Regions from separate parts of the Mus musculus genome. Here region 1 is linked to region 2. The links are chromatin loops, found by intact Hi-C in ENCODE. Cell type or tissue: heart. All regions are shown on one strand. Links, peaks and the distances in the headings refer to the core of each region. The heading gives the core; the rest is flanking DNA.

The links. A loop is a pair of places that touch in the nucleus more often than their neighbours do. Peaks named below come from ENCODE experiments on the same cell type or tissue, not always from the same donor. Only the 100,000 strongest peaks of a DNase experiment are listed, where the experiment ranks them.
Region 1: it touches region 2 in a loop (2.2-fold over the local background); 1 of 42 quality-filtered maps calls a loop at or near these places.

What each region holds. Positions count from the first base shown.
Region 1 is chr5:64,575,342-64,585,841 of GRCm38, reverse strand. No RefSeq gene overlaps it. Among named protein-coding and RNA genes, the nearest start is that of Gm3716, 30 kb to the left of the region's middle. In heart, for the core only: a CTCF peak has its summit at 4,206 (motif pointing left); DNase peaks (open chromatin) are centred at 4,221, 4,551 and 4,851; H3K27ac peaks cover 1,462 bases.
Region 2 is chr5:64,676,893-64,687,392 of GRCm38, reverse strand. No RefSeq gene overlaps it. Among named protein-coding and RNA genes, the nearest start is that of Gm26761, 17 kb to the left of the region's middle. In heart, for the core only: a CTCF peak has its summit at 5,093 (motif pointing right); a DNase peak (open chromatin) is centred at 4,842; H3K27ac peaks cover 380 bases.

The DNA.
Region 1 (10,500 bases), core at 3,034-5,533, 100 kb after region 2:
AGCATAAACCACCAGTCCGACCTTCCCTCCTTCCTTTAACCTCATGCTTTGGAACTTGATAGACATTTGGTGGGCTGAGATGCTCAAACTTCTGGATACCCTTCCCCCTAACAGCAGCAGATGGTGATGGCACTCTCAGAATTCCTACTTCTGATAACTGCTTTGTATGACCTGCAGCAGTCTCTCTGATACTCACTAGCCTCCTGTGTGACACAGGCTGATTCAATTAAGACAAGTGGTTTTTAACCTCCACTGCACTTTAGATTCACCAAGGGAGCTTTTAAAAATCCTGTGTCTGTGGCCAGGCTACACCCTGGGCCAATTAAATCAAAATCTCTAGAGGAAGGGCCGATTTAAGACTCCTTGAGCGATTCTAATAACCAATGATAGAAGGCACAAAGAAGCCGTGATTCTAGGTACCATTCCTCCCCCCCACCCCACCCCCCGGAGTCTATGCACTAGTCTATTTATTCCTCATTGGCCAGGAGAGGCTACGTATCAGTTCTGATATCACATGACTGGAAACCAGACAGTCCAGGTTGATACTGGGGCAATTCTAATTCCCTGGGCATGTGTAACACAAGAGCAGAGGATGGCTTCCTGCAAGCTGTTGGCAAAACATACACTTAGTGAAGATTGAATACAGTGATGCCACCCATAAAGCACCTTCAACAGTCAATGGGCTGGAAAGACTATGTTCAATATCATTTTCTTTTTCTAGATTGTTTTTTTTCCGGCCAGTGTTCTGATGAGAAATTAAGACTTTAGTACAGGAAAGTCTGTGTTCATTCTAGCAGGTAAGTAACTGTAGCATTGTGTGTGTGTGTGTGTATTAACCGTGTTAGGTCAGAATTGTATTGTATGGGGGTGTTAAGTTTTAGGGGCCATAAACTGATGGAGTATATTGTTGAATATATGTTCCACTGATTTGATACAATGCATATGTTTTTACGTCCTGTAGTCAGTGTGTCATCTGTCTGTTTCTGGCTCTGTCTCTCTCCATTATGGAATGAATGGGAGATTCTGCATTTAGCTGACAGGAAAGTTGTAATTGGTAACATGGTCCTGTTCTGCAGTTGAAACCTTGTATAACCAGATCACCCACCCACCTCTCTACCTACCATCATCATAGGACTTCAGCAGGGGGCTGTGCACCACTAATTCTGAGATGTAGTTTCTCTTACAGTTTACTTATGAGATTCACATACCACGAATTGTTCTCTCTCTCTCTCTCTCTCTCTCTCTCTCTCTCTCTCTCTCTCTCTCTCTCTCTTTCTCTCTCTCTCTCCTTGTTTCTTTCTCTGAATTGGTGTCATCCAATCAGATAGAGCAAATGATGAAACAGGAGCCAAGGCCAGATGTCTCTGCAGGAGACACCAGTGTTGGCTTCCATTGTGGAGGGAAGACAGTGACTTCTTCCAGAACATCTTTTTGTGCTGACAGGCATAGAAGGAATAATACTAACAAGAACCAACATTTCTGGCAGCCACATAGGCTGGGTATTGTCTTGGGTGTTTTGGAAGAAGGCAGGTAGTCTGGTCCAGAGCTCAGTTTCTATGCTCTCTGCTGTAGTACATCTGGCCCTCCAAACAACCACAGACTTAAAGTATTTCTTTTAATAAACATTCTTATTCTTGTCATCATTCCCTAAAATTTGTAACAAGTAATTTCATGACATTAGGTATTATAAGCAATTATAAACACATTGTATGTATAAGTGTGTGTGTCTATGTGTGAGAATGTGTGTGTCTGTGTGTATGTATATGTTTGTGTGAGTATATATGTATGTGTATGATTATGTGTGTGTATGTCTGTGTGTGTATTGAACTCTACTGGGTTCTTTACTTATAGCTGCATTTAACCTGATAGCAGCCTTGAACGTGCTGCATCTGGGTTTATAGTGAGTCAGAAGCTGATACAGGATGCTTCTGTCCCACTCTTCTGATGGCCTCTGTAGGGTCACTCACTAGCCTTCTCCCCCTTTCTGTGTGTCCTAGACTTCTGTGGGTGATGGGTCCCAGCCTTTCATTTCTTCATTTCATTATGGTTGGAAGTTGCCAACAGCAGGTAGGGCTAGAAGTGATAGTGTCACAGGTTCGCCTGGGTTTGGCAAGGGCTGTGACTGTAGCCACCGCATTTCCATGGCTACAGATCTCACCGGGTTCTCAACGGTAAACTTCAGTCTGCCCCTCCAGGCCTAGGAAGACAAAATTTCTCCATGAGTATCTGTTGGCAGCGTACAACAGACTGGACTTGGATGGTCCCCTCCTCAACTACTCCATAGCTGCATCCTTCAGTTACCTTGTGAGAATCTTTGCTGTTGGTCCCTGGATAAGTTACCTGAAACGTAGAGAACTTCACAGCACTTCCAGCTGAGGACTCTCTTTCCCTCTTTCTGTCCCTCCCTCCTCCTTCTCTTTCATCTCTGCTCTAGAGTCCTGCAGATCTAATTACAAAGTCTAGTCTGGTCACCAACGAGTTGTGTGACCTTAGGCAAGTTACTTACCTCATCCCCTCCTCGCAAAGATGCACTTTTCATATATAACAAAAAGATAGTGGTTTGCACGTATGGAAAGAGCTAACACAAGCTAAGAGCTAACATAAGCTAACCTAGCCGGTGTGAGCACGTGGTGAGCAGTTGGTTGAGTTGGAAAGGGCACATATTATAGAGAAATGCCAAATTATGTAGTTCAGTTATGAAGTCAGTTTCTCTGGGATTTTAATTATTGAGCTGATGAGTATCTCTTCAAAGATGACAACTGAAAGTGTAGATAGTGACATGAAGAAGTCTGAGGAGATCTTTCGGGAAGATGCTTTATCTTAAATATGTAAAGCCTAATATGTAACACTTTGTTAGAGCTGGAGAGATGGCTTGGTGGGCAAGAGCCCTTGCTCTGCAAACATGAGGACCTGAGTTCAAATTCCCAGTGCTCTCAAGAGAAGCTGCGCATAGCTGTGCATGCCTGTAAACTCAGCGCTGAAGGGCAGAGAAGGGCAGATTCCCCAGAGCTCACTGGCCAGCCAAGTCTAGCTAATATGGTGAGCTTCTGGTCCAGGGAGAAACCCTGTCTGAGAGCTGTAGGATGAAGAGTGATAGATGCTCTGATCTAGCTGCTGAGTATATGCACACGGGAGGACACACACATACATAAACACACACACGCAATCCAACATGTAATGGCAGTTTTAGTAATCCAAAGGAAATAATCAGACAAAGAGGAATGTACAAACATGACTGAATGATTATTATTAATACTTGGAGTTAAAGAATTCTTAGAAACCTGGGTAATGGATGTGACTGATACAGAAAAGTGACCACAGCACACTAAAAAAGGGTCAGTTGCCAATGGACCTTCTGTTCTGTATTTTTGAAAAACATTAGAAGAGGGGAAATGGAAAAAATATATTTTGAAATAACATCTGGGTAATAGGATCACAGGTGATATCCCCCCCGCCCCCCCCCCCGTCTTGTTTTTCCTGTTTCTCGTGACTTTTCTATGAGTATTGATGACAGGATCATCCTAAGCTGAAAACAGCAAAACTCTGAACTCACGTGGCACAACAGCTCAGCACTGTAGAGCTGATGCCTGAGAGCTTCCTGGCTCTTCCTTCATGGTTTACATGTGGCAGCTTCTGCACCCGTTATCACATCTGTATCGAATCCCTACACCCCAGTCATCACATCTGTATCGAATCCCTGCACCCCAGTCATCACATCTGTATCGAATCCCTGCACCCCTGTTATCACATTGCATTTGATCTTAGCCATATTTTCGTTTTTATCCCTACACCCCTATTATTATATATGTCTTTAACCCCTGCATGACCAAGTACTGCACATACATTCAAAGAAAGAAGTGGACAAGAAGGACTGCTAGGAGGTGGGGTGGGGTGGAGGGAAAGGACAAAAGGCCTGATTTGGGTCCTGTGACTGACCATACCTAGCTGGAAAGTGGATGGGGAGACAGAGTCTGGGAAACAGGATCGAAATCTGCCACTTTTGCAATGTCTGCCATGGCCAGCTACTGATTTTATAACCACTGGAATTTAAAAACCAGTTGTTTCCTTTATCCTTGACTCCTTCGATGTTTTCTCCTTCCCGCCACCCTCCACCTACTCAGGCTGCAACCATCAGCAAATTCACAGTCAACTGAGCCAAAAGGCTGAGGGGGAGACCAGAGAAGAGGCTGCAGCCGCCTCCTGGTGGGAGTGGAGCGATGGGCAGCGAGCCACAGGGCTGGGAACCAGCTTCTCTGTTCCGCTGACCTCATCTGGTCCTTCTGGTCCGAGGTTCTGGCTATGAATGTTTATCAGTGAAGACTTTGACAACTTCAGTAATAATATTTTCTAGGCTGTGCAGAGCTAGCCTGGGTATCTCATACAGAGAGACCTTTGGTTGCCCTCACCAAATAAACAGTTGCCCACAATCCCCACAAAGACAAGGGCTTAGGTTGCCTGGGTTCAAGTCTTGACTGGTGAGACCCTTGTGCCATGTCCCTGGACCATAAGCTGTGTTTGTTTCCTCCCCTGCAAAACAAGAATCCCCAGACTGTGCATTTCATAGGCAACTGGTGAAAGGTGGGCGGAGTCAACCTCTGTCAAGCGCTCAGAAGGCGCTTATCACACAGTGAGGGCTATGGAATGGAAAAATAAAATAAAAAAATAAGTAAACAAGAGAAAGAGCCTTAGGGTGTCTGGGTCCTGTGTGTTTGAAGCTACTTCTCGATCCATACAAAGCTGCAAGGAAGGGGCTGAACTTTTTTTCCTTTGTTCCTTGCTGGCTGAAGCGCACATGTCCTCTGTGGATTGGAGGAGGGTGCACAAGCCATACACATCTGTTGAGATGCCGGAGCAGCTGAAGGAACTCTTGGGGAGCCAGAGGCTATCACTGCCCTTACTAGAGATGGGGAACTGAGGCTGTAGATATGGGCCACAGCCACAGGCCTGGAAATGATGGAGCTGAGATTCCAGCTGGGCCTGTGACTCCCAAACCTGGACAGCCCCTATATTAAGCATAATACTTTTCCCAGACAAATTTTGACAAATCCTGAGGTTCACATTTACATCAATGCTCATTTTTAAAAGGGATCTATTTCTTTATTTTATTTTATTTTATTTTTTTTTTTATTTTTGGCTTTTCAAGACAGGGTTTCTTTGTGTAGCTCTGGCTGTCCTGGAATTTGCAGAGATCAGCCTGCCTCGGCCTCTGAGTGCTGGAATTAAAAACATCCACTACAACCAACCGGACTGGATTTATTTCTTCATATTCAACTTAGCAAGTCCAGAAGTTCAAGGCCAGCTCTGGCCAGCTGAAATAATGATTAACATCAGGGTTATCTTACAGGTCCAAAGTCCTCCCAGCAAACATCCTTTCTGCCCTTAGAATTTGTTGGTGGCCATCTCTGTGAAAGCCTCCCTCAAAGAGAAAAAAGAACTCTTGCCTGGTCGGAGTATTTTACTAAGGACTGCCATCACATCTGAGCAAACCACAGGCATTCAAAGAGGCGTCCCTAGTCCTATCCCTTTAAGAGAAAAGAAAGAAAGAATGACTCAGCCCCACCCTACCCCACCCTGTGCCTGCAAAGCTCTGGAGTCTGTGATGCCCAAGACAGAGCCAAGATAAGAAGAGTTGGAAACAAATTGAACTTAACAAAACAAAAAACAAGCCCTGTTGTTACCAGCTCCTAGGCACTTCTACCCTAAGTTGCAGTGTCCTAGGAAACGTGAACCAGGGTCACCTCTGGCCCCATTTGGGCCTTCTTCCTGGCCCCACCCCAAGCATAGCAACCCTGCCAGAAAACAGGCGCTGCCTCCATCAGCTCCCACCTCCCCCCTCCACGCATCTTTCCCCTTTTATATTGCTGGCTTCATAATGGTTTTCCTCCTGCTGCTGTGGGGTGAGAGGGTGTAAATGCCCCGGAGCAGCTGCGGGGAGCTCTCCAGTGCGGATCCTGTGGGTGGGGCCGGCAGTAGGCAGGAGAGACCAGGAGGGAGATTAGGTGAAACATTAGCCCTGGCCTTTTGGACACGGTCCAGTGTCTTTCAATGATTTCTTTGTGTGCTTTGGGTGCTGGGCTTGTTTGGCAGGGGACGGGCACCCATTAGAAGATTTCACAATGATTTGCCATGTTACAGTTCTAAACATGTCAACTCCTCACCGAGGTTAAATTTGTATTTTTACAGTCTCGTTAGACCTCCCCCCTCCCCCCAACACACCCTCCTCCCCCTAGGGAGCTTGAGGGAAAAGTACTCTAAGAGAATTAATCAAAATGACTAGGTAATGCTCTAAAAATAATAAATGTCGTTATGGGCTGGATCTCTTTCAAGTTCGAGTTCATTCTGTAAGCTTGGAGATCCACACGTCCAGTTGCCTGTCTTATGAGCTTTTTATTAGAAGAAAGTGGCCTGTTGTATAGAGACAGGTACTTTATGAAGACACATGGATGCTGCGACTCTCCCAACACTCAACTGTTTTTTTTTTTTTTTCAGCTAGATTCATTAAGCAATGTGACCTCGGAGGGGGCAAAGGGCAGACGCAGGAATCACTTCTTACCCTCTGTTCCTTCACCAGCCTTGCAAATTGGGATCTGCTACAGACCTGCTCAGAGCTCTGAAAGTAAGGGTGGCCAGGTCAGGGTCCAGATTCACCTCACTCACTCACAGGAGAGATGCTGCGTGCAAACAGCAACAGTAACAGCAATCAAATGAGCCAGTAACTCTGTATGTGTGTGTGTGGTGGTAGTGGTGTGTGTGTTGTTGTTTTGTTATCAGACAGATTCCCCCTATGGAAGCAGCTGGCTTTGAACTTGGCATCCTCTTGTCTCAGCCTCCCAAGTGCAGGGATTACAGTTGTGCAACTGTTACTATCACCATGGTTTCAAGACGCCTTCTGGGATATTAACTACAATAACAAAAAAAAAAATTGTGTGTGTGTGTGTGTGTGTGTGTGTGTGTACTCATTCTGGAGTGTGTGGAGGCCAAAGGTTGATGTCAGGGGCTTTCCTTAGTTGCCCTCTACCTTATTTTTTGAAACAAGGTCTCACACTGATCCTGGGGCTCCCTGACCCAGCTAGGCTGTCTGGCTAGCGAGCCCTAGGATACCCCCATCTCTGGGTGTCTCTGCTTCAACAGAGCTTGGATTCCAAATGTGTGCGGCCATACCTCGCTTTTGCATGGATACTGGAACGGTAAACTCAATCCTAATGCTGCATAGCAAGGAATGTATGTGTGCAACCATCTCCTCAGCCTCCTCCGCCTCTCAAGAATGTTGTTACGTGATGGGGAAAAATATGTAGCTGGGTCTTAGACTCCTACGGCCATTAAGCCTGGCTGTAACAAGATCAGATAGACCTTAAGGTGAGACTGAGAAGGAAAATCTAAATTGGAGAAAAAAGGAAACGGTGGTGATGAGTTGAATCCCTTGCCTACTTTAACTGATACAATTTTCTGGTTTTCCATTGGCCTTTTCAGTGAGTAGATGCCCCCAGATATCCATGAGCAAGGACCCTAACCACCCACAGCCCATAGATCATTTATGTGTGTCAGGCAGGGCTACTAGGTCAGAGTGATTGTGAAGAAAAATAGGAGCGAGGACTCCTGCAGCTTGATTGTGCTTGCTATTTGTGTCCAAGTCTGAGCCTGGCTGCTCTTGGGCCAAGTCACAAAGATATTTCCAACCTAAGAAATGTCATCAGGCCTGAGACTGCCCCTTAGATAATTCCTGGACCTTCATCTTCCAAAGAAAGGCTGATTGCAGTGTTATGGGTCCCAACCTTCGTTAGCCAGCCTCTATAAATCATGGCCTGGCAGAAAAGACCGGAGGGTCATGGGTAATTGAATTCCAACCAACCTTCACACCTAATTCAAGTCAACTCTCAGACCTCTTTCCTGGATCAATCTGCTGACAGAGCTGGTAAGTAACTATTGTTTTTAATTTTGAAAAAACCTCCACTGAGGGTCTATTGTGCATTTAGATTTGTGAGAGATGGAGCTATCATCTTCATTCATTCATTCATTCATTCATTCATTCATTCGTTAACTCACTCACTCAGTCAGCCAGTCCAATCTCCAGAATCCAGACTCATGAGTTAAGAGATAGTGGGAAGGAAGGGAAAGGTCACCTTGGGGTCAATCCTGGATTAAAAGAGTTCTCCAGACACCCTAACCTCCAGTCACTGCTGGGAGATAAGTCCTCACACTGTGGAACCGAAGCTTGTACTGTGTGAGAAAACAGATAAAGAAACAGCTTCCTTCCTTTCAAAGAACAGCCAGCCTCCAATCCTGAAGACGCATTCAGGTTCCCTTTCCACCATATCTGATGTGGGACGTCAGATGTGTTTTTTCACACGTTTTGGGTTTAAGGGATCTCGTCTGTGATGTGGAGTGGGCTGTGTGTTTGGGGACGGGAGAGGATAGTACAGCCATCACTAATTGAGCCCTGCCTGGGAAAGTGCTGGAGAACTCTAGGCTCCTCACCCGTGTGCTAAGGACTCTCACTCTCTGTCCGGACTCAGCAGCCCCAGAGCCTTGCTTGACAGGCCTGCCTGGAAACTAAGCCTGAGGCAGACAGCGCTTATTCAAGAGTCAAGGTTTGTGAACCGTCTTCCGAAATCCCTCCGTTCAGTGTGTTTAATAAGCCGTATCTCTCTGCTCGCCTGAGTGTATACAAGCCTGGATTCCATGACTAGGACACAACCTTGGCATTTTACATTTTCCAAAACCCATGGCTCTTCCTTCCTCCTTCCAGAGGCCACATCACACCCTGGCACTTTTCCTCTTTCTCAGACAGTTGCAACCCAGCTTATGGGTGACGCTCCATGCTCTGGTCCTCCAACCCATAATGAATTGAGCACACTGGCTCACTACAGATAGTATTCTTGGCAGCAATACGAGTTGGAGCAATGAGTCAAGATTGTGCAGAGGTTTGCTCGGGGGGAGAAAAGAATTAATGTGAGTGAATAATTTTTACTTTCTTGTTTTAACTCCAGAACGATAAGAGGCCCCCGTGATGTAGCCAGCGGCCCAGGGACCCTGAAAAGCCCGGAAGACTGTGTTTAGGTGGGAATGTTAATGGAATTATCCCTTGCTGCTGGCTAAGAGTCTGCTGTTGAGAGATAATTACCCAGGCAAAGATGAAGCATCATGGGAGCCTAATGCTGAGGCAAAGACCGAATTGTTTATTTTCCATGTTGCCGCATAATCGCCTTCGCCATTTAACTTCATTAACATCTTGGGTAACCCCGGGCCACACAATTTTACTTAAAAGAGAGAAATTAAGTAACCCTGAACTTACATGTAATTGTAAACAAAGTTATCGGAGATGTGGCTTGAGATGTTTTCGCTGTTGCAGTGGGTGGCAAATGAGTCCCTCTTTTCTTCTATCCTCCCTTCTCCCTGAGAGAGGAAAGTAAGACCAACCTTTGCTGGATGCTCACCGTAGACCGACCCTTGCATTGAACATCACACATACACTGCCCTCTCTATTGTCCATGTGCAATTCCATGAGTTGTTAGTAGAGGAAACTGTCAGAAAGGTGAAGAAACTTGCCTGAGGTCCCATGACTTGTGAGCGGAGCAGTGAGGGTTTCAAATGTGACAGATTGGTCCCAGCTGTGTCCAGAGAAATCACAGGACCATGCTTGTTCCAGCTTCTCAAGTCTGCTCTCCTAGACTCTACAGAGGAGTCCAGGCATTTATTACCCCTCCAGCTGTCAGGGCTGACTTTATCGGAATGCCTGCCAAGTCTCCCATCCCATCTCCCCTCCAGTTCTTTAGTCTGTATTTCTGTTTTATTGAGAAAACATCTGCAACCAACCCCGTGTGGTCACCGCTAAGTGTCTTAAGTCATCCCCCACAGGCCTTTGTGTTGGACAGGTTCCCTCCCTTCTCTGGACGATCTGTAACCAATCATTGTCTCTTCAATCTCTATCCCTCTCCCAAAAGTCGTAAAAGCTACACCAGAAAACCTGAAAGATGTTTTGGTACACATCTGTTAGTCTCTACCCAAACTCAATAATCGTTAACACTTTTCCACATTGAAAGTTCCAATTTATCAATCCAGTTTCCCCTAGACCACTTGAAAGCCTGTTCCAGAGACACCTCAGCCCAGAATGCTTCAGCAACGTAGCCTGCATCTCCCAAGAACATGGGACACATTTCCACGTGATCATGTTACCATCACAAACCTGAGAAAACTAGCTACCATTTCTTGACTTTAGTACCCTCTCTCTGTGTGTGTGTGTGTGTGTGTGTGTGTGTGTGTGTGTGTGGTGTTTGTGAGTGTGAGTATGGGGACTCACAAATCAGCCCTCAGCTTCTACTTCATTTGAGACAGACGTCTCCTGTTCCCTGATACATATGCAGGCTAGCTGGCCCACAAGATCCAGAGATATTGCTATTTCTGTCTCCGGTCTTGCCTTAGGAGGCCTGGGATTATAGGTGAGCCATGTCTAGCCTTACATGGGTCCTGGGAATCCAAGCTTGGCAACTTATGCATGAGTGG
Region 2 (10,500 bases), core at 4,132-6,631:
TCTTCCTCATGCTCCAGCTCTTTCATTCTTTCTTCCCCCTTTTCCATGAAGTTCTCTGGGACGTGTGTGTGTGTGTGTGTGTGTGTGTGTGTGTGTGTGTGTGTGTGTGTGTGTAATAGCTATAGCTGTATGATTTAGGGGTGAGCACTCAACAGTAATACTTTTGCTCAGCCCCTTGACCAGTTATGAGTCTCTGTATCAATTCCTATGTATGGCAGAAAGAAGCTCTTCTGGCCAGGGGCAAGCTGCCCAATCTGTGGGTATAAATACAAGAATTTAAATATTTAGAAGGTAGTTTGATAACTACAACAGTAGTAGACTCCCTCCTAGGGCCTATGACCTTTAAAGCCATGGGCTTCTGCCAGGTTTATAGTACTAGCATGCCTTCTCTCCTGTAGAACAAGCCTCAGGAGCTAATCAGAAAGCGGTTGGTTACCTGTATAACCTTCATGCCACTATTACACCAGCGGCACTTTGGTATTAAACATCCAGGATTCACCAGTGGATAAGACCACTGATGCCTTTTTGTTTTCCCCTTCAGCAGGCTATGTAGCACATCCCAGCACTATGAAAAATAGCCACCAGGAAAGAAGTTTACAGGTTAATTCCAACTTGATGTCACCATCCTGAAACTGAGGCCACTTTGGAGCAGGGATCTTACCTAGAGCATTAACCAAAATCTTACATAGAGCATCCCTAAAAGCTGGGCTGGAAGGAAACTTCTAATGGAGAGTCTTAGTCTCTTTCCAGATAGCTCCAGCCTCTCTGGAGGTGCTTTGGGATGGCCAAGGGAAGGTGTGGCAAGGGCAAATGATGCTACAGCCTCCACCCCCGTTCAGTCTGAACACCTCTACCTTCATCTGTCCTCTCCGTTGATTGAGCACATTGTTCTTATGAGAAAAAAAAAAAAGATGGCAAAAGTACATGCTGTCAAGTGAGGTTTGAAAAATCTCTCGCCTCCTCAAAGTCAGGTTTAAAAATGGCTTATCCTTTCCAGCATTCTCATTTTATAAATAAGAAAGCTGACAGCAGCAAAGCTCAAATGGCTTGATCAAGTGGTAGCCGACAGCTGAGCTCTCCCGCACCCTCCTTCCCTTTTCTGCAAAACTGTTGGTAGACATAACAATTGACACTCAGTCTGGACAGGGTATGAAAGAGGGGATCTGTTGCAGACATTCTTCTTTGTAAGATGGGATTTCTCTGGGCTGCCTCACCATCTAGGAACCTCGTGGAAGAAACGCCGCAGGGCTCTCCAACCGAGCTATGGAGGAAAAAAATACAATACAATTGAAAACCATCAGGACCTGTGGACTCTGGGGTTGGTTTGGTGAGAGTTCTCATACTATAAGCACTATTGGCAACCATGGGCCATCGTAGCAGGCTGCTTTGCCATATGACTGTAACTATGGGAAAGAATTCAGAAAGCATCTTGACTTTGGCTTTGATCAGGGCCTCTCTGAGCCAGTGGCTGCATTGGGCTGTTTTGGGTCCGTGTTGTCTGCCTAGTGTTCTCTTTACTCTGTTTGTGCTTACTTGATTTTCAAAGGCCCTTTAGCTTGTGTCAGATAATCTGGTGGTCAGTTCCTTATTCCTCTACCTCCTCTTCTGAGTATTGTTCTGTCTTGGGTTTCATGCTAGCCCCCGCTATCAGATCAGTCTGGGGAGTGGTCTGCTCCTCTTTTCTATCAGGTTTTTTGTTTGTCTTTTCATATAACCAAAGCTAGAATTTGCCACTTAATCCGAGCTGGCTTTGAACTCATGATTTTCTTATTAGCACTCTGGACTGTGTCAACTCTGAACTTTCAGAAGTCCTTGTGCTTTCCTTTCTATCTAGGAAATCCCTTAAGCCAAAATGACCTGTGTCTCTGTTTTTAAGGATAATGAAAAAAAGATAAAGGCAGGATGAGAGGAGGGAGCCGGAAGAGCTGCACACAGAAGAAAGGGAGGTAGCGGGAGGGCCTGAGAGGCTCCCCACAGGATGAAGCAGTGGAAAGTCTGGCCTCAACAGACTTCTTATGGAGGATGAGGGGAAAGAAGATGGGCGAGTCGCCTGGAGGGCCTTGAGGAAGATCTATGCACTACCCTATCCAGTAGGAATTTCCTTTGCAGAAATCTAGCAGATAAACCAAAAGAAATGAAGTCACACACACCAGTCAGTCTAGCAGAAGATGTCTTCGCTGTGCTTTTCTTTACTGTGGTAGTGAAAATGAGAGCAAGCTGAATAGCAAGGGCAAAGGAGCAAGATAGGATGAATAAGAGAACACTGCAATGAAGTCTACGGGTCCACTCATAGTCAGAAATGGAGCCTCTAGTGTTGCGTTGCTCAACACAGTAGTCACTAGCAGCTCACTCCTAGCTATGGGAATTTGTATTTGAAACATGTCTGGAAGAAATTAAGTGAATGGAGGTATAGAGGAAGTTACCAGGTTGAGAGTTGGAGAGGGGTCATCAGGAAGAATCTGGGGTTCTCTAGTGGGCCTCACAGACAAAGGGGAAGTAGAAGAGACTTCAGAGGGAGCTAGGATTTTAGGCCATCTGTGGTTGTAGAGAAAATGGCACCCGCTTTCTACCAAGTGCAAGGACTGGCTATGAACAGCACTGAGGAAAAAGCCCAGTGAGGTATAGGGGCGCTTTCTCCAGAGACAGGTGGCTCACTCTGTGCTCTCCCTCTGGCTGCTAAGTAGTACTGTGGAGTGGAGCAGCTTTTCTATTCGCCCAGCTTTTTCTCGGATGTCACACCATGAAGCCAAACTTCTTGAGAATCACTTCTGGGATGTTTCCTCTCTGAATTGATTTTACAGTTACAACCTTTTATCTAAACCTTCTTCTATTTCTTTCTAGCTTGGAGATAGGTAGCCAAACAAGCTACTTCCTTCCTGAGTTCTGTTCAATTCAACACTGCAAGCCTCTCCCAGACAGTCGGTGTTGATTATCAGCCACCTTGTGGGTTTTGATGTCTGACGAGTACAAACTCACACGCTTTGATATGTATTGTTGTGTGTGAACTGTTATGTACTTCTATTGAACGTTTAAACAAACTATTGAATCTGTGCCCATAGAAAACCTTTAGTAGCACAGAAATGTGCATGGGTTGGTGTGTATATGGGTGTGGTCTACACAGTCACTGAATAATGAGCCACGTACTGTATGTCAGGCCCTGTGGGAGATAAAAGCCTAAACATTACGTCCTGCTTCCTAAGCATATTTCAACCAAAAGGACAGAGATTTAATCATTTCCAGGTAAGTCTTAAACTAGAAAACCAATGGGCTTCATAGATATATTTTAGAGCCGACAGCATTGAAGTCAAACATTTTTGTCTTTATAGAAATCACCCACAGTCGCTGTGAATGAACCCTCCCTTCTGCAGATGGCAATGTATAGCACATCTTAGGTACAACTCTAGGTGGTATAATTTACTCATGTAATTAAACTATATTTATAGTTACCACTATATTTATGAGGGCTTAGTCTTCTTAGTTTTCTGTGGGCGTGACAGAATAGCACAGGCCAAGCAACTTAGAAGTGAAATTTAGTTCTCAGGGTTTTTAGATTATTCAAGCAGTTGTGGAGAGACACAAAACAGAAAGAAAGGCTTGTGCTGACATTAGGTGGGACAACAGGGTACCTTTGTCATTCACACATGCGGATAGCCAAAATGCCTACAGAGGAGATGGGATGCAGCCCCTTGTTGAGATAGAAAAGACTTCTGTAGTCTGCACGAAAGGGAAGCTGGGAAGTGTAGTCTTTCAGTAGGAAACTATCTGCTGTGGCAGGGTGGAGACCAAGGCTAGAGGCTGCATCTGGAAAGGGCTTTCTTGTTGTATCAAGAGGAACATATACGAGTAGCTAGGATGCGGGGGCTGGGGGTGGGGCTCTTCCTCTTCTTATAAAGCCACTGGTCCCAGCACAGGGATCCTGCCTTATGGCTTCATCTAAGTCTGATCACTTCCCAAGAGACTTGTCCCCAGATATCACTACTATGTGGATTTCCAGGTTTTCAGCAGCATGAGCTTTGGGGGACACATTTAACTATGTATATGGTTTCCCTTGTAAAGACCTAGAATTAAAAACAAAAAACAAGTAAGACATAGGTTTTTTTATTTGCTTGTTGGTTCTTGGTTTTTTGAGGCAGGGTTGGTTTCTCTGTGTAACAAGCCCTGGCTGACCCAGATTCACTTTGTAAATCAGGACCATAGAGATCTGCCTGCCTCTGCCTCCTGAGTATTGGTATCAAAGACATGCAACACCAGTCCTGGCAAGATGTAGTTCTGAGTCTCAGGTCACACTGGCTATCTGGTAAGAAGGGCAAGTTACAAATACAAGATCCCCGGTAGGCACGATGGTGTGGTGTAAGCCCTTGGAGGCGTCACAGAAGACAGCCATGTGCCACATCCCCTGTTGCTGAGCCTGCATCACTGAGTACAGGGTCTGGGTGATGATCTGCCTCTCTGATGGTCTCCTGGCCTCCTGCTGAGTAGTGGTTCTCCTGTGCTAGATCTGTGGGTCCGTGGCCTTGTAAGGCTGAAGGACTCAGCCCAGCAGGACTTCCTGCTTGAGCTGCTCCACAGGCCATCTTGCTGCAGTTCTCTTTTACTCTTGGTCTGGAACCAGGAAGGGTAGCTGCTCCGTTTTCCTCCTCTGATAAAGCTGTTGATACCCATCCTGGCTCACTATGCAGCTGGGATGGGGCCAAGAAACCCATTAAGAGCTTCTAGTTGTCTTTAGGATAAAATCCAACCTTCCTCCAAGGCCGGCCCTAATCTTGATGGCTGTCTTCCCCGAACTGCCCCTACCATGGCTCTTTTGGACAGCTGCCAAACCCCATCCTGTGGTCTCTTCAGGTGCACCACCCACCCTTCAGGCTCTTCTCCAACCTTTGTACATTGTCTTCCTTGGGCCTAAAGTACTTTCCCTCCTAAGCTGTGCCTGCCAGATCTGTATCACGCTCCGGCCCTCGGCTTCTAGGTCATTTCCTTAGGCAAGTCCCTGCTGACCTCGGAGATAAGGTGGCTTCTAGATGACCCAGGACCTATCTCAGTCCCCATCAAATGTCAGAGAGAATGTTGTTCCCTTTCTTCCTGTCTGCTGTAACCTGCAGAGGGAGGGCACAGACCGCATCAGTTTGGCAGGCTTGGGGACAGCCTTTTGGGCCGATGAGCCGGATCGCCAACATGTGCAGGAAGGTGGGCTCAATGTCTAGTTCAGTGTTTCTGTCTAGAAAATGCTTATGTTTTGGACAAGGAACCCCCCACATAGCTTCATTCTGTACTGGGCCTCAGATATTATGCAGCTGATAAGTGGACTGGGAAATGAATTAGTGTACATAACATATTGTTTATATTCTATTTATACACGCATTAGTTCTTGTAGTATATTGAATCAAAAGGTGGGTCAGAAAGATCACCCGTTGAGTAAAGAAGCTGACAAGTGAGTTTGTTTGTTTGTTTGTTTACTTGAGAGGAAGGGTGTCTTCAGGCTGTCTTGGAAGTCTCTGTGGCACGGGCTGACCTTGACTTCACAGTGATCCACAAGCTTCTGTTTCCCATGTGCTGGGATTACAAGTGTGAGCCACCACAGCAATCTGGAGATGACCTGAGTTTGAGTCCACAGAGTGAGAGGAGAGAACGGACTCCCACAAACTGTCCTCTGACCTCCACACATGTTCCACAGAACCCACATGCCCCCCCCAACACACATACCAAATAAACATAAGTGTAAAATAAATAAATAAAAACAAGGCAATCTTTGAAAGAATTGTGTGCTGTCTGTTCTGTGAGATAGGTTTTCATTAAAAATTGCATTTTATGTGACCATAACCAAGTGTGTATCTGGAATGGTTTACTTAGTCTTAGCTCTCACTGAGAGTGTAAGTTGGGAATGAGGGGTGCCCAATCCTAGCCCTTGGGGAGTGGATGCAAGAAAGCTAGAAGGTTGAAGCAGGGGGATCACAAGTTGGAAGCTAACCCAGGTTACATAACAAGATCTTGTCTAAAACAAAACAAACAAAGCAACCACCACCGCTGTAAAAACCACACGGTCTGGGTGGCTACGACCCAACCAGCGTATTTCTCACATTCTGAGATGCTCAGGAAGAGCCAGGCATCGGTTGGGCTGATGATGTCAGCCTCCTCCTCACAGGTGGGACATTCTCCCTGGGTCTTTTCCTGGTGGGAGAGATGGCAGTGCCTCCTTTGGGCTTCATTTAGAAGGCTGTACTATCATGATTCAATCACTCCTAATACTGTAACCTCTGGGATCAGGATTTCAGTCTGTGTATTTGGGGGGTCATGGAGGACAGATGCACTCAGTCTATACAAGGGAGTCTTTTTTTTAAAAGGATCTTTGAGTTATCACCATCATGTCTAGTAGGGCAATGGCTGTCTTTAGCATCTATTTGTTTATTTATTTAGTATTTATTTATTTATGTACTTATTTTTATGTGTATGGGTCCTTTGCCTGCATGTTTGTCTTTATGACACATGCATGCTTGGTACCTGCTGAGACCAGAAGAGGTTGCCACACCTCCTGGAACTGGAGTTGCAGACATTTGTGAGCTGCCATGTGTGGGTGCTGGGAATCGAACCCAGATCCTCTGAAAGAGTCTCAAGTTCTCTTAACTATTGAATGGGTCCTCTCTTCAGCTCCCTGTCTTTACCATCTTTGGTCACATGGAGAAGGCAGTTTATTTTAGGGAGGAAGGGTCAACTGTGGATTCTAATGCAGTGGGTCCCAGAGCCTCTAGAACATGTGACAGGCTCATTTTCGTTCTCACTACTGTGCATCAGGAAGGGCCAGAACAAGGTCTGGCTGGCCTGATCTCTTCTCTGCAACTTCCCCGATTCCAGACTGGCTTCCCCGGTTCTAAAGCAGGCGTGGGAAAGGTTTCACACCACCTCCCACCTGTCTTTCCAGGAACTCAATTCTGCCAAGAAAGCCACTCCACTGAGGGACGAGTGGGGATGGGGGTGGGGTGGAGGTGGGGGAAGAATGTGGAAGCCACGCCCAGAGCCCCTAAGCTCACCGTTCTTTTATCTCTGTGTGTGACTGTCTTTGTCCTTGTAATAGCTCCTTCTCCTTGCCCACCACTCTCTCTTCATTTCTCTACTTAAGGCCTGGCCATCTTTAAGGAAGCTGAACTCTGCCTTCCCGGAGCTCCGTCACCCCCGCACCCTGCGTCCTGCACGGTCAGCGCTATCCACCCTGTGCATTCTCACAGTGGCCGACTTCCTGTGTCCTGGTGGCTGGGCGAGTATCATCTACTTCCTTGTTTGTTTTTCTGGGATTTTAGAGTTCTCCACGGGCCTGGCTTTGCCTCTTCAGTATCAAGAACATCTGGGACATGGTATATTAATAAGCGCCTGTAGAAGCGGTGGATGCTTAAGAGAACGAAGCTCTCTTTCCAAACAGTCTTTTCGGAATTAGGACGCTCCTTGGGTTTCACTGACTGCCCTGCATTTGTTGGCCTGTCTTCACCCTGTCTTAAGGTCTTGCTATAGGAAGGAGAAGAAGGAACAGGCTTTCCTACTTAATGTAGCTCCTGCCATGTTGCCCTCATTTGTCCCTCAGAGACATTCAAGTTTATAGATGGTCAATTGTGGCTATCAAGTAGCATGCATGATGGAAATATAAACTCAAGGTCTGCTTTGGCTAAGCACCAGGCTGGGGCTTACCCAGCTCCATGGAGGAACCAGATACAGTGCCTGGCTTGAGAGTTAAAAGTCTATGCAGGAGCAGGGCATGGTGTCTCATGCCTTTAATTCCAGCTCTTAGTGGTTGGGGCAGAGGCAGGTGGATCTCAGTGAGTTCAAGGCTAGCCAAGGCTACACAGATAGTGAATTCCAGGGCAGTCAGAGATACATAATGAAACCCTGTCTCAAAATAACAACAATGAAAGTAATAATAATAAAATAAAATTTAAAATGTTTATGAGGACTGCTGGGTGTGGGGTGGTACATGCCTTTAATCCTAGCACTCAGAAAGCCGAGGCAGGAGGCTCTCTGGGAGTTCAAGGACAACAAGGCTCCATAGTGAGACCTGTTTTCAAAGTTTTAAAAGTGAGAAGGCTATGAGGTAATCCAGACTACAGACATCAGAAGAGTGAAGCAGCAGCCCCTCTGCCTTGAGGATGGAGCACTAAGCATTCATGAAAATGCCAAGCTGGTATTGGAAAGCTTTAAACTAAGACAATCCTTGAACATGTATGTGCTTGTTAGCCCTCAGAACTTTCATGGGGCTAAGTATAAATTCTGTGTCATTTTCAAGACAGGGTTTCCCTCTGTGTAACAGAGTCCTGGCTGTCCTGGAACCAGCTCTTTTGCTCACAAAGATCTGCCTGTCTCTGCCTCCTGAGTGCTGGAATCAAAGGTGCACGCCACCATGACCGGCTAATTCTATTCTTCTCAGAGAAGGAAACTAAAGTGAAGAGAGTGACACAGATGGCAGGATGTTCAGGGTGTCTCCTGGGATCAGCATCACTAAGGTCAGTCCCCTAACTATCTGATATACAGTCTTCCTTCCAGAAGGTTCAGTAGGGAGGAAGCAGATGCTGAGGCCCTGTGAAGGCTTGAGAAGCCTTTGAGGTGGCAAAGAGCAGCTTGACTTAATGCAGTTAAGCTGTAAGTATGGTTTTGGAGTTTTGGTTCTTTGAAAACTAGCCATCCTGGAGGGTCTTGAATACAAATGTTCCAGGAATAAGAGTGGGAAGCTGCAGAGTGTGGTAGGGAATGGACTGGGAAGGAGATGAGATAAGATCTGAGGCTCACTGGGGCTGGAGAGTAAGCAGCGATGCTCTCATTACAGAGGCCTGGCTTGAAGATGGAGGCCAGTGGTCCTCAGCACATGTTCAGAGGATAGGACATGATCGGGCCAAGTCTACACCAATGCGGGCCCCAGCTGGCATTCACAGTATAATCCAGTAATTGGGAGTCATCCAATACACTAGACAGTGGGGCAGTGCATCACAGTCGGGGGTTGCTAGTGAGCTCTGACCTGAGGAGGAGAATCTACTCATCATGGAGAGGAGACAAGCCCAGGGCTGGTAAAGATGCTGTGCTAGAGGGAGAGAGGCAGACTGGATGTGGGCCTGGATTGTTGGACAGGGTGTGTTGGGAGTTGCGGAGATGGAAGCATGAGAAAGGTGCCATTTGTGACTTTCTGCCCTTCCTCAGATGAATTGACACGTGTGAGCTCCATTCTTCTTTTTTTTTCTTTCTCTCTCTCTCTCTCTTTTTTTTTTTTTCAAGACAGGGTTTCTCTGTGTAGCCCTGGCTGTCCTGGAACTCACTCTGTAGACCAGGCTGGCCTTGAACTCAGAAATCTACCTGCCTCTGCCTCCCAAGTGCTGGGATTAGAGGCGTATGCCACCATGCACAGCGTGAGCTCCATTCTTGCCTACAGTCTTGCGAGGGAGGATTGGTTCTCATACTTTATAGATACGATCATAATTTATTAGAGTCTCCAGGGCTAATCAGAGGCCATGGTCGAGGCCGAATTTGAACACAGACCTCATTGTCCATCCCCAATACACAGTGAGGGCAGAAGGTCCCCAAGGGGACCTAGGAAACCAAGTTGTGCCTGTCTCCTCTGATGAGATTTATGACTGGATGACCAGACTTCTCCCATCCTGCTTCTATCCCAAGCTCCTTACAAGGGAACCTGCTTGGAGGTGCTCAAGTCAGGGCTTGCAAATGGAAGGGGCCCTCAGGAGACCTGGGGGATGGGGCAAGGCTAGGGCAAGGCCTGGGAGTAAGTGTGGTTAGGTTGAATTAAGTGGAAGAGTAAGTTGCTCAGAATACCGCAGGCCTACACCATTCTAAAATGAGTTTACAGTAATTCTAGATAAAAAACATGACATTCAGAGACAATGCTTAGAGATGGGGGGGCGGGGTTGGTTTATTTTATTTTATTTTATTTTTCTCTGACAGTTTCAATATAATTTAGCACTTTCACTTTGGCAGATAGGCCTGACCTTTCTGTGGTCTGAGGACCGCTGACTCAACATCGGGGTAAGGCATGGGGCACACATGACTGAAAGCTAGCCTAGCTATTTCCAGTGCCCCGTATCTCCTCACTTGGACTTTGGAAATCTCTGAAACCTGGACCCTTCGCTCTGATGGAACTGGGTCTAGGTAGGGCATTCATTACTTAGAACCTTTTTAAAAATGAGGAATTTCCCCCAAGTTCACAAGAGGCAGAGCAGGGTGCTGGTTTAGCTCCATTCTTCCCCATTTTTTTCTTAGGTGGTGCAGATGGAGACTGGAGAAAGAAAAAGAGGAAGGAAGAGGAGCGGGGGAGGGACCACAGCAGAGTCGGGGAGCTCTCGCTTCCCAGGGAAGACTTTGTTTCTTCCCAGAGCTCAAACTTAGGTTTTCCTGGACTAAAAGAAGGTTTGTCTCCTCTAAATAACCACTGTAGAGTTTATTTAATTTTTTTCTGGGTTCATGTTCCCGTGGAACCAAACTATGAACTTGATCATTCCTCACCTGAAAACACAGAGCCAA